Regions from separate parts of the Homo sapiens genome. Here region 2 is linked to region 1. Evidence: chromatin contacts called from ENCODE Hi-C or POLR2A ChIA-PET data. All regions are on one chromosome and are shown on one strand. The core of a region is the stretch at or near the end of the contact, and the rest is flanking DNA. Distances in the headings are between cores, read along the strand shown. Region 1 holds the start of FH (fumarate hydratase). Region 2 holds the start of AKT3 (AKT serine/threonine kinase 3).

Evidence for each region. A loop is a pair of places that touch in the nucleus more often than their neighbours do. ChIA-PET counts read pairs that join two places held with the same protein, here RNA polymerase II (POLR2A). Pooled maps may share reads with other maps.
Region 2: a map with no recorded cell type shows a loop between it and region 1 (12-fold over the local background). The contact joins the promoter of AKT3 here to the promoter of FH in region 1. A Hi-C loop is called at or near these places in 2 of 37 single-sample maps with no recorded cell type and 9 of 50 pooled maps. POLR2A ChIA-PET finds 5 or more read pairs at or near these places in 1 of 52 experiments (activated naive CD4-positive, alpha-beta T cell).

What each region holds. Positions count from the first base shown.
Region 1 is chr1:241,518,283-241,524,597 of GRCh38, reverse strand. It overlaps FH (fumarate hydratase), which reads left to right and starts at 4,843. Exons shown (of 10, transcript NM_000143.4): 1 at 4,843-5,007. The coding sequence starts at 4,876. RefSeq lists silencers at 4,729-4,858, 4,681-4,963, 5,139-5,408 and an enhancer at 4,469-5,065.
Region 2 is chr1:243,848,165-243,854,768 of GRCh38, reverse strand. It overlaps AKT3 (AKT serine/threonine kinase 3), which reads left to right and starts at 4,526. Exons shown (of 14, transcript NM_005465.7): 1 at 4,526-4,729. RefSeq lists an enhancer at 5,117-5,617.

The DNA.
Region 1 (6,315 bases), core at 3,594-6,093:
GAAGATAGTTAAGAAAGGGAATAGCATGCATAATTCAATAACATTTACATAAAAATTTAAACTGCACAAAACAACTGTACAAATTTTACAAGAATACATCTAAACAAAAGGATACAAAATAAACACATTATAATAGTTTTCTAGGGGTTTGAAAGGAGAAAGGGTATAGGAGAATAAGAAGCTAAGTGAAGCTAAGCTATGAGGACTCAAAGTCATAAGAACCATATAATGGACTTTGGGGACTCAGGGGGAAGGATGGGAGGGGGTGAAGGATGAAAAACTTAAACATTGGGTACAGTGTACACTGCTTAGGTGATGGGTGCAACAAAATCTCAGAAATCACCACTAAAAAACTTATCCATGTAGTCAAAAGCCACCTGTTTCCCCAAAACTATTGAAATCAAAAAAGAGAGTAAAAATATGAATAGAAAATAGGAATAGAAATGAAATATTTAAATAAAATAAGAATGGATCTTATACTCCATAACATGTCATAAGGTCAGTGTATTTACTCAACACTCTGTACCTGAGGTCCCACTATATTTTTAAAAATGAATTAAAGAGGAAAGACTATTTAGGAGTGAGCCCTGAGGCCCTTCCCTATTTATAAGTGAAAATCTGTCAAAGAACAGTGTGAAGGAATAGGTAGTGAAACAAAGTGGAAGTTTGGGAGAGGGAAATACGGAGACTTTGATATTTCAAAGAGCGAGAAAGAGGTATTTCCAAGGAGAAGGGGTGTCAATTGTGTCAATGCTGCTGCAAACATAGGAAACTAATTGTTCATTGTATTTGCACCTTGCAGGTCACTGGTGACCCTGGAAAGGGCAGTATGAATGGAGTGACATGTACTGAAGGCAGATTGTAATAGGATGAAGAAAGAATGAGAAGTGAAGTGAAGATGGTGATCAAATATGTCCTGGAAATGAGGAGGGAGTTGAAGTGGGATGCAAAGTCAGAGCAGCTTTTGTTTGTTTTTAACATGAGAGCTGAGACAGCAAAGTTACAGTATTAACTTATTCTATGGGTCAATTAAGAGAAATAACCAGACAAAGTAAGAAAAAGAGTGGGTAGTGTCTCTGAGGGGTAATGGAATCCAGCACATTGAGGAATTGAAGTTTTTCTGGAGAATGGAGAGAGAGGTTGGTTAACTTTCTGAGTTGGTAATTTTAGTGTTTTGCAAAGTTTCTGTACGTGCACTTAGTCTTAGGAATAAAAAAGTTCTGCAAGACATCCAACCTAAACAGTCATCACCCTTGCTACCTCTCCGCCACTTATCCTTGCACAGAGGCATCCCTTCCAGTTCCTGGGTATATACTTCCACATCTCTAAAGATTACCTCTTGGTTTTTATTTCTGTCTGTCCAGTTTATGGTTTTAGGTATTAGATCATGACTTCTCACTACTGAAGACGAAGATTAATGTTTTTTTTTTCACCGTGTCTGAATCTCTCCAAACTTCTACATTCTTTCCATCTCCCCATCCTTTCAGTATAGTTACATCAACATTTCAGTTAGATCAATATTCAACGTTTGATTTATTATAACTATGGCCATTCAAATTTGATAATGATTATTTTCCCTTTTCTGCAAAATACAACTATCTTTATTTGTCAGTTTAATAACTGTCATGCTTTTTCCCTTTGGTTACTTTTCTAAGACTTATAAATGTAACCCTCAAACTCTCCCCCAATCAGCTAAATTCCTTCTCAGTATATTCAAGGCATTAGCAATTTTATCTTTTTGAGTAAATCTATTCCAGAGGCTGTGACCTGCTTCCATCTGAGATGGTTGCTCTCTAAGGTAAGTGCACAGCTGTCATAGCCTCCTCCAGGCAATATGCCACATCTGTCTCTTGTGTCGAAGACCCTATTTTCTAAGTCCATAATTTCCTCTTCCTTTGTTTACTCCTAGTTACGGTGGAGCACTTACTTGAGGCGTTTTCTTGAAAAGTGTAGATAAGAAGTAAATTTTTTGACATCTTGATCATGTGAAAACATTTTAATTCTCTTCACACACTTGATTTCTCTGGGTATAGAATATAAAGTTGGAAATAATTTTCCGTTAACAATTTGAAGACATCATTCAACTGCTGTCTGGCTTCCGATATTGTTGTTGTGAAGTCTAAGGATTTCTAATCCTTTGCTTATTTATTTTTCTCTCTGAAAGATTCCAGTCTCTTCTCTTTGCCCTTGGTATTCTAACATTTCTTGTTGACATAACTCATTCTGGCTAGTTCATATCTGCTAGTTCTACAATATATTTTTCTGAATTTATTTTTTTAAGGTTTATTCCATTTTTTCCTAATGTTTCCCCTACATTATTCACATGTTGGACATACTGAACTGTTTCTCTAATTTTATTTACTTCTTTTATTTTCCTTCTCTTTGAATATTTGCTCTACTTTCTGGGAGACTTTTATGGGTGTATCTTGCAAATTTTCTGTTAAGCTTCCTCTAGGAAACCCACTGGTAATCTCCCAGGCTGGGAGGTATCCTAAATTAGAATTTGCAAAAGTCTTTAGTTTGAATAAGGAGAACATTTTGATTGATACAATTTGAACCTCGCAATCAATTTTGTCAGCCAGGTGTTGAGATTTAGAACACAGGCAAGAGAAAACCATTGCACTTTTCCCTTGTCCCTCAGCAGGACACCAATCACATCCCCTACCTTAAACAGAAAGCAAAGTAAAACAAACAAGAACAAACCAGGCAAGCATCAACAAGAAGAAAGCAGGTCAATATTATTATCAGACAAGTCCAAAGTTAAAAAAAAAAAACCCAAACTCTAAGCAAAGTAAAAACATTATTTCAAATAGATAACATAAGTCATTCTAAAATGAAGATATCTAGCCTTTATTAAAGGCTTTATGTACGTTTTATTACGAATTAATAAAAATAAATTAGCTAAGTTAATATTTCCTAAATTTTAGTCATTTATATAGCATCTTCATATTATACTGAATATTTTACTTCAAATAAAATGAATAATTAAAAATGGAACTTCATATTACTACTGCAGATAGAAAATCAGTTTCACTAATAAATCGAAGTAAAACACACAAATAAATATGTGGATGTTCCTGGGCATCAATTTTTCTCTTCTATGTACAGGAATAATAATAGGACCTATCTCATAGGGTTGTTTTTGAGTGTTCCAAGAATTAATACATATAAAGTGCTTTGAAAAATTCTAGAACATAATATGTGTCATAGGTAATTTTTAAAAGGGATTAAAATAACCTATTTATAAAAAGGCTATTAATTTGGGTTTTGAAAAGTTAAACTGTATGGTAGAAATAAGAGACATGCTCGAAACAAAAATGAAACAAAAAATAAAATAAAATGAGAAATATACAGCAGGCAAATAATAGCCAATATGAAATTGGTAGAGAAATATCAATATTAAAAAAAGTTTAAAAGGACAAGCAACAATAACAATAAAGAGGGGCACCACACAATGAAGAAAGAGATGATCTATGAAGAAATGATAAACATATGTTCATTAAATAATTTTGTGTAATAGCAAAGAAAAATGTTCTTTATTAAGAAACTGGATAAATAAAATATTTCATATTCATGTGATCCAATATGATTAATTTTAAAAGATCATGGCTATATCTTAAAAGCATAGAGTTCAATTATGCAACAGTAAAACTTTAAAGTAAAATATTAAAACCATTGTTTGTATATTAGTGTATGAAGCAAAAAATACACAGAACTGAAAGGATGCATCAAAATAATGATATACACAATAATGATACCTGCTGGGAAGGAGGAGAACAAAAACAAAACGTCATTCCATTATTAGCAATGTTTTAAAGAATTTGCATTCAGTTTTCTAGTGTGTTTTGATTGTAGTTCAACTATTACAATCTCATTTGAATTTTTATATTTTAAATATGTGTCAAATTTATAAGTCACAAAATAACATAATGTTACCAAAAGGTTTGGCAAGTTTGTAAGTTTGACTCATAAATTTGGCTTTGCAGGTTCTGGACTTTTGATTTTAAGAACATCCGATCGCTCTCTCTTTACTGTCATCTGGTTCCAAGCAATAGAAAAGAGAAAAGATAAAACTGTGGTTCAGATGCAATTTTATATCAATTCCTGCTTTTCTGTAATCAACTATTATATTAAAACAATATGCCTTTAATTTGAAAATGTATAAATTAGCTATGCAAAAAACTGGGAGAACGATATACAAATAATAAAAATTCCGAGGTTCCCTATAATTGTGTACGTCTTCCACAATACATTAAAAAAAAAAAAAGAGTTCTGAGGGTATAGGCTAAGAAGAGAAAGGAAACGGTAGCGATCTCAAAATGATAAGTTAAAAGAAATAAGTAAGTAGCTTATTTTTCAGTTGTGGGATTATGAATAATTACTATTTCATTATCTACACTTTGCTGCACTTCCCAAAATTTCTACACAGAAGATACAATCTGGAAGAAATGAAGAAAGATTTCAGTAGTAAGAACGTGTAATGAGTGATTACATGATAAATAAAACAATAAATATTTCTTTCTAGGATATTTCACCAACCAAACACGACCTGATTCACCAACTAATACTCCCGCCTTCTAACAGCCACACGTAAAAATCAGACCGGCTCCAAGAATAACCTGAGCCTCCTTTCCCATAATTCCCTTCTTTCTAGTTTCCCATGAATCCGAAGGCCTTACACCCCACACTACTACTAGAAAGTTAACCCGCCCCCTCATTCTTTACTGGTCATTCACGATTGGTCCTGCCCCACCTGTCGGTGTGAGGCTGTTGATTGGATAAGAGCGGAGGCCGGTGGGCGGAACGGTTTCTGACAACCGGCGTGGAGGCGTGGCCACAGCCGCCCAGAAATTCTACCCAAGCTCCCTCAGCACCATGTACCGAGCACTTCGGCTCCTCGCGCGCTCGCGTCCCCTCGTGCGGGCTCCAGCCGCAGCCTTAGCTTCGGCTCCCGGCTTGGGTGGCGCGGCCGTGCCCTCGTTTTGGCCTCCGAACGCGGCTCGAATGGTGAGCGCAGGCCGCCATCCCCCGGCCTCCCCGCAGTGACCTTCAGCCCTCCTGCCTGCCGGCCTGGGCGCCCGCGACTTGGCGGGAGAGATTCCCCGGGCGTCCGGGCCGCGCCAGACTCTGGGCTTAGCGCCCGTGCCGGCGTGGCGGGCCTCCCGGCCTCGGGACGCCTCTTCCGGCGCAGGGATGGAGCCGCAGCCCGGGAGAGCGCTTGGGGAGGGACGGGGGCTGTCAGAGAGGGTCCTACTGGGCCCGCTCCCGGCGCCTCCTCGGAGCCGTCCGTGGCGGGCCGAGGCCGGGGCGTTTTGAGGTAACTTCGCTGCTGCTGGCGCGCAGGCCCCCAGCCCCGGGGCGCTGCCCTCAAGGACAGTGCCGGCGTGGGCGGAGGGTGCTGGGAGAGGGGCAGCTCCCGCACCGTCCTGCCCCATAGCTGGGCCTTGCTGGCCGGACACTGGCCGCCTGTGCATCTAGTGGTTTCTGAACTGTGGTTTGTTTCGCCAAGGGGCACTGCACTGCTTTCAGGCCCTCCAGGTGGGGTAGAAGGTTCTTCGAAGATTTTACTTCCTTTGAAATTGCATGCTCAGTTTGTTAGGCTGACTATGGTTTCCCCCGTAATTGTTGTAAAACTCTTCAATTCCGAATACCGCGGGCATAGTGTTCTGAAGCATGTTTGAGCAGATTGGCTAGGAGCTGAATCGGTACTTTTTATTCAGAAAGCCAGCTAAGAACTTAAAGATCCAAGTTCAGGTTATGACATGCTTACGTAAGTCATTTTGCTCTTTAGAGTGTCATCTTTAGGAATGCAGGCTTTTAAAAAGCTTTAAATACATATGTATATTGTTAGGAAACGTTTGAGAAATGATAGTTGAAGAGTTACAGTTCTGCACTGGTGTAGCATGAGGTTTGCAATCTAAGAGATGTGATTTCAAATCCGTATGCAAAGTTGAAATACTTACAGCTACTCAGCAAAACTGCACATGTGAAAATACCATGTAGCGAGTGCTCATTAAATAAGTGCCCCATCTAGGGTATTTCAAAGGGCCAGTACTTTTTCTGGACTCTAAACTTCAAGATAATTTGATTGGGTCACTATACCTACGATATACAACTATACTACAGAATCAGAGATGTTTTGTATTCCTCGAACTCCCTGCTCGAATAATTTTAGGGCATTTTAAAACCTTTACATATTTTTAAATTTATTTATTGTTTATTTAGTGTTTTGTAAAGGGAAGCAGACTGGAGAACTTCTGAATCTATCCTGTTGATGCAAATGTCAAAAAATAGCAGCACTACTTTGCTCTTAGA
Region 2 (6,604 bases), core at 3,277-5,776, 2.3 Mb before region 1:
AAAAATTCATTCATACTCTAATAACATAGCAAAAAAATAAAACCTGAGAACAAAATAAGAGGGAGGTTTCCACAGGGCTTTAAGTAACCCAGATTCACACAGCACCAGATTAGTGATATATCTGGCCCTTGGCTATGCTCATATGTTCTTGTACAGGCACCTGGCCTGTGCCTTAAGAAAGACATCAGGACTTTGGGAGGCTGAGGTGGGCGGATCACGAGGTCAGGAGATCGAGACCATCCTGGCCAACATGGGGAAACCCCATCTCTACTAAAAATACAAAAATTAGCTGGGCGTGGTGGCAGGCGCCTGTAATCCCAGCTACTCGGGAGGCTGAAGCAGGAGAATCACTTGAACCCGAGAGGTGGAGTTGCAGTGAGCCGAGATCATGCCACTGCACTCCAGCCTGGTGACAGAGCCAGACTCTGTCTAAAAAAAAAAAAAAAAACAGAAAAACAGACAGACAGACAGACAGACATCAGGGAAAGGGAGAAAAAGACAATTAGTACTGATAACTATTGTAATGAACTGTGTGCCTTAGTCAGTTTGGGATGCTGTAAGAAAAATATCACAGATTGGGAGGCTTAACCAACAGAAATTTAAGCTATACTCCTTTAGAAATTGTTCTATTAATCATCTAGAATATATTCACTAATTACAGCTGTAGACTTAACGTGGTTATTTCAGAACCAACTGTGGCAGAGAGTGCCAATATAGATTTTTGTATTTGTTTGTAGCAGCTATTGTTAGTTTAACATAAATATATTCACATTTATGGTAAAGGAATCTTAGCTTGCTGACCACTCACTGTGTTTTAGATACTAATATTTCATAAAATTTAATTCACATAAGTTGTTGAAGTAGTTGTAACTGCCATTTCACAAATAAGGAAATATAAGGCTTAGAAAAATTAAGTAACTTGCCTGAGATGAGACAAACTCTGCAGAGAGAGGATTTGAACTCTGGTCTGCAAGTCTCCAAAGCACTTTTATGTTCTTTCCAATAAATCACGTTACATCCCAAGAGGAAAATACTATATAAACTGTACATAGTACACAGATTTATTAGAGCCGTCATTAGAACATTAGAACATGTATTTCTTCCACAAACAGGTATTCTGTGTCTGCTTTGTTCCATGCCCTCTCCTAGGATGACACACCCTTTCTATTAAGACAGAAGAGCAGTAACTTAATTTTTGTTATGTGATGCCCTGGTCTGAATTTTTGTGTTTCCCCAAATTCATAGATTGAAATCCTAACTTCCAAAGTGTGTTAGTAGATGGGGCCTTTGGGAGGTGATTAAGTCATGAGGGTTTGAGCCCTCAAGAATGGGATTAGTGCCCTTATAAAAGAGGCTCAAGATGGCTGGGAACATTAACTCATGCTGGTAGTCTCAGCTACTCAGGAGGCTGAGGCAGGAGGGTTGCCTGAGCCTAGGAGTTCCAGGCTACAGTGAGCTATGATCATGCCACTGCACTCCAGTCTGGGTGACAGAATGAGACACTGTCTCTAAAAAAAAAAAAAAAAAAAAAAAAAAAAAAAAAAAAAAAAACAAAGAAAAAGAAAAAGAGGTCCAAGAGAGTTCCCTCACTCTTTCTAAAATGTGAAGACACAGCAAGAAGTCACCACCTACAAACCAGGAAACGGAACCCTCTTTAGACACCAAATCTGCTGGTGCCATGATCTTGGACTTCCCAGCCTCCAGAACTGTTAGAAATAAATTTCTGTTCTTTATAAGCTACCTAGTTGATGGTATTTTGTTATAGCAGCCTGAATGGACTAAGACATTAGATGCTCTGAAATTCTAAATATCCTTCCAGTTTTAGTTACTCCCAAGAAATGGGGGAAGTACCAAGAAATAGCTCAGTATCAAACTTAGTCATTGGTAGTAAAGAAGAATGAACATTTTTCTTAAAATGAATAAATAACTAATACTGAGAAATGTTAATCTTAAGAATATTTGGTGTAATAAAGAATGAAGGCTTTCTTTGCAAAATTTAGGAGGGACATTCCCAGGGATGAACATGCTGGCTGCACTCCATATTACTGGATGTGATAACAAAATAGAGAAGAAATCTGCCACACACTCTGTATGGAGTACCGACATACCACAATCGGCAGATTCTACCAAATTCATACCGGCATAGTCTAAGAGAAAGAACAACGTTATTTAAATAAATAATATCCCTAATCAATAGTAATTCAATAACAAAATCAAACATGCTTTTATTATGGAAACTTATGAAACTACTATAGTCCACAAGCAAAAATTGAACAGAAATAAAAACTTATAATTCTTCAAATACATGAAGCCGAGAGTATATAATCCATTCTCACATACTGAATTTTAGGGTTTAATCCACCTAAGATTTAATGCAATCTGACCAGACTGGGAGAAATATTTTGAGGTAGTATGGCTCATAAGACACATTCAGTTCTTGTAAATATATTGATGTTAAATTTGGGAACAAATGAACATCTCACTGATAAGAGATATCTAGTAATTCAGTAATTCCGGATACTCTGACTCTCAAAAGTTAAGTATTTAAAGTTTCAGACACTCTTTTTAGTGCTGGTGTCATAAGGGACTATTTTCTTAAAAATAAAAAGCAAGTTGGGGTACTATGGAATAAAAATATGACCTATTTTTGTGTTTTACAGCAAGAAACCTGTAACCCAATAATTTTACCAATAGTGACTGTGAGAGGTCTGATAATTATGGGAATACATTATGTATATTTTATAGATACAACGAAAATAGGACAAAGTCTGTTTATTCATCAGCTCATAGCATGCTGGGAAATATGGGAAAAGGGGAAAGGCATGGTGCAGGACTTTCTCTCAGACGGACTGTGTTATCTTAAAATGGCAAATTTTGCTCCAGGGTGGTCAGGGAGACAAGTTTCCCTTACAAACGGAGAAAACTGACTTTTTTAAAAAACCCTTTTATTTGGTTTCCTACTCCTGTCCACAATCCCAACAGATGCACAGTTCATAAAAGATGTGAACCTGGAAGTATAAATATTAATACCACACAGTACATAAATACCAGGGGGCTACAGTATAAGAAAATGACTACCATAAGAGAGTTGTCAAGACATAGAAAAGCAGAGAATGAAGTGCATGTCAGGAGGAGGAACTCTTCTGCAGAAAGAAGCCACAGACATTAACAAAAATGTTGCAGTGGGAGAAAGTAACAGGTACATCAACAAGGCTAGAGCCACGTGGCGGGATAATAGGGATGCTGCCCAGGTGTTTCCAGAAGCGATAAAACTTGTAAACTTTTATAATTTTCTGAAGTGCGCTGCATGGTAAAATATGGTCATTGTGCAAAAAAGTTGTCCCCAATGCAGTCTCAGGAGTCACTGACTTCAAAATAAAGAAACGGTCTCTTCGTAGTAAATGTAGTACCTCGTGGCTTTCCCAAAGTCATTGAAAACGAATATCCCTAAAAAGGGTGTGATTTCAAGAGTGAATTACGATCCGCCCGCAATCTGTGTACCGTGTGTGGACGAATGCTTGCAGCGAGCGGTGCGGAAGGCTGTTCAGAGAGGTGTTTTTGGTCTGCCGTGGTCTCCTGGGATAGTCAGGAATGATTCTTGCTACGGGCTGACCCGGGTTCCCTCTTCCCCGAGGTGCAGGGGGTGGGGTCGGCTTCTGGACTGCTCCGCGCTCTCCGGTCCCTACCTCATTGGGCACCGCCCACTTCGTGGGCTTCCAGGTGCGAGCCCTCGCGCCGGGCCCATCTCCCCAAGGGGCCGCGGCGGACTGGAGGAGACGCCCGGGGCCTGGCGGCGCGCGCGTCCGCGGCCAGGGCGGGTGGGCGGATGCGCCGAGGAAGCGGCTGGGCGAGGAGCCTCCGCTCCCGGGCCTCGGGTGCCCGCCAAGGGCCACGCGGGCGAGGGGGAAACCCAGAACTTCCCGCCCGGGAGCGACTGCCCCCGCTCCCGGCTCTGGCTGGCTAGGGGGATGTTCTCGCGAGAGGAGAGGGGGCGCGGGGCACCGCTGGTTTGGGGGCGCGGGGAAGCCTGAGGACGAGGGCCGGGCAGGGAGGGGAGCAGAGGCGGCGGGCAGGGCCGGGGACGCGGGGAAGCCGCTCCCGCCAGTCGCCGAGAGCCAGCCCCTGACGTCAGGAGTTTTCCTCAAAGTCAACAACAAGCCCCGCGGCGACGGCGAGAACCGATCGGCGGCGGCCCCGAGCGGGAGGAAGGAGGGGGCGGGGAGGCGGCGGGGGGTCCCCTCAGCGAGGCGCAGCCCGGGAGGAGGCCGCAGAACCCCTCCCCGCGCCGGGCGCGCCCCGGGGCCCAGAGCCGCCGCCCCGCCGGCGTGACCCGGCCCCCGCCCGAGCGGTGTTTTCTGGTGATGAATTTGTAGCCGATATCCGATTCCCATGTAGAGTCTCCGCCTCCTCCTCTCCCCGCCGCCGCCCTCTCTCCTCCCTCCCCCTCCCGCCGCCGCCGCCGCCGCCGCCGCCTCCCGCTCCAGCTCCGCGGCCCGGCCCGGCCGGCTCCCTCCCTCCCTCCCCTGCAGCCCTTCGCTTGCCCTCCCGCCGGCCGCACCGGGCTCCAGGAGGCCAGAGGCTCTGTGGGGTGGGGGGAGGACAGGAGGGGAGGAGGAGGGAGGGGGGACCCCCGAGTCGCCCCCTCTCCTCCCCCCGCCCCCCCCCGGCTCCATCCTCCGCCGCCGCCCGAGCAGCTGCGGGGCCGCCACCGCCGCCGCCGCCGTTGCAGGTAACAGCCACCGCCCCCAACTCTAGCCCCCTCCCCGCCTGGCCTCCACTCCCTCCGGGCCCCGGGCCCCGGTCCGCCCTCCCTGCCTCCCTCAGGCGGGGGATGGCGGCGGGGTGGGGTGAGGCGGGGGCTTCTGGGTTGTCACCGCGCCGGGGGCGTGGGCGGGGGCTGGGTCACCGGAGGCTTCGGGTGTGGGTGTGGAGGCCGGGGGATGCCCAGCGCGGTTGACACCGACACCCCCCGCTTTCCGGGGAAAGCTGGGGGGCGGCGGTGCGCAGCGGGCCGGGGGAGGGGTGTTCCCGGCCTAGCGGTACCGTCTGTGTCTGGGCTGCCCCGGCCCGGCGCCTGCTGTCTGCGCAACTCTCGCTCCTTCCCCTCGCCCCTCCCCGCCCGGGCCGCGCGGCGTGGGGAGGGGGCGCCCGCCTGGACCGGGGGCGGCGGCGAGGTTATATAACGCGTGGAGCGCCGGTGTCAGTGTGTTTGGGTTGGGGGGAGGGAGCCGTCTGCCGCGCGCCCTGGCGCTGAGGCTGTCTGCGCGTGGGGTGGGGTGAAGGCGAGGATGCACAGGCGTCCCCGGGGTCTCCTTCCTTCCCCCACCCTTCCCCGCCACTGGCGCGCAGGAAAAGACGGCACTGGTGGGGTGGGGGGGGGGGTGTGTGTGTGGGAGGTGGGTAACGTGCTTGTCTGTGTTTTTAATAGTAGTGGGGTTTTGATCCGCTTGGGAGTTGTGTGCTAAGAATAGAAATGTGCGGAAGATGCTGGGTTTGGCTGATCCAGTGATGCTGTCGCTGCTGGCGGCGGCGGCAGCTCTGGCTGCAAGTAAACAGACCAGCCTCTTCCTTGTCCACCTCCTCCGGCGCATCGGTCCGCATCAGCCATGATGCCGGTGGGGCCCTTCAGAGCCCAAAGTTGAAGCCTAGCTGGTTGCTGTGTTGACCCTGACGCCGAGGCGGGGTCACCATCCCTTGTTTGGGATTTCCCGGGAATCTACAGTTAGCCTAGAGATAAAGAATCTCGTTGGGGCCAGGTTTTTCCAATACCGGTATTTACTGTTTATGTTCTGAAAGCAGAGGAAATGCTTACCCACAAGTCAAAGCTGGGATGCTCACATTTCTTCCATCAAAATAATGTTGTTATGAAAATAAAACCAACTCATTTCACCAATGTGGCATTTTGGTTGAAAGCCTGGTAGTTTGCAATTGATGAAGTTTCCAAATAGAAAGTCAACAGTGAAACCTATGCATCTATATTGGGTAATTTCTAGCCATAATAAAGTGTTCACACTTTGATTTTAGTTGAGGCTAAAGTAAAAAATAATGGCTTTTTGTAGTTAATACATTGGCAGTTGTCTCAACAGTTTAGACATGTGTTCCGTATTTGGTAAAGCATGGTCATATATGTCTTTTAGTAGAACTATACATCACTAGGCAACCACTGGGTTTTGTCAGTGGTTGAAGCTGACAAATGAGTGAAACTCATTGGTTTAGGTTATGTATTTACTTAGGAAAACGAAGGTGGAAGAGTCTAATAAAGATGGTGTAGGAAATGAAGATTAGTCTTCAGAACTTGAGTATCACTTGCAAAATATGTATAAACGAATACAAACATTCCGGGGGTGGTTGTCTAAAACATGAAAATATTTTATAATTAAAATAGCAACTTATTACTAAGTTACTAGTTTTCCAAGGTTTATGACTTAATGCACAATTATATGCAAGATATATATCCGGACTGTAATTGTTTTCCTTTTGCCAGTACATTATCTTGACTTGGAAAGTTTACCAAGGAGATAGTACTTGAAAGTTTACAGGGAGATGGTACTTGAAGATCTTTTTGTTTTCCTTACTAGGGTTGACCCCAATATCTTTGATTGGC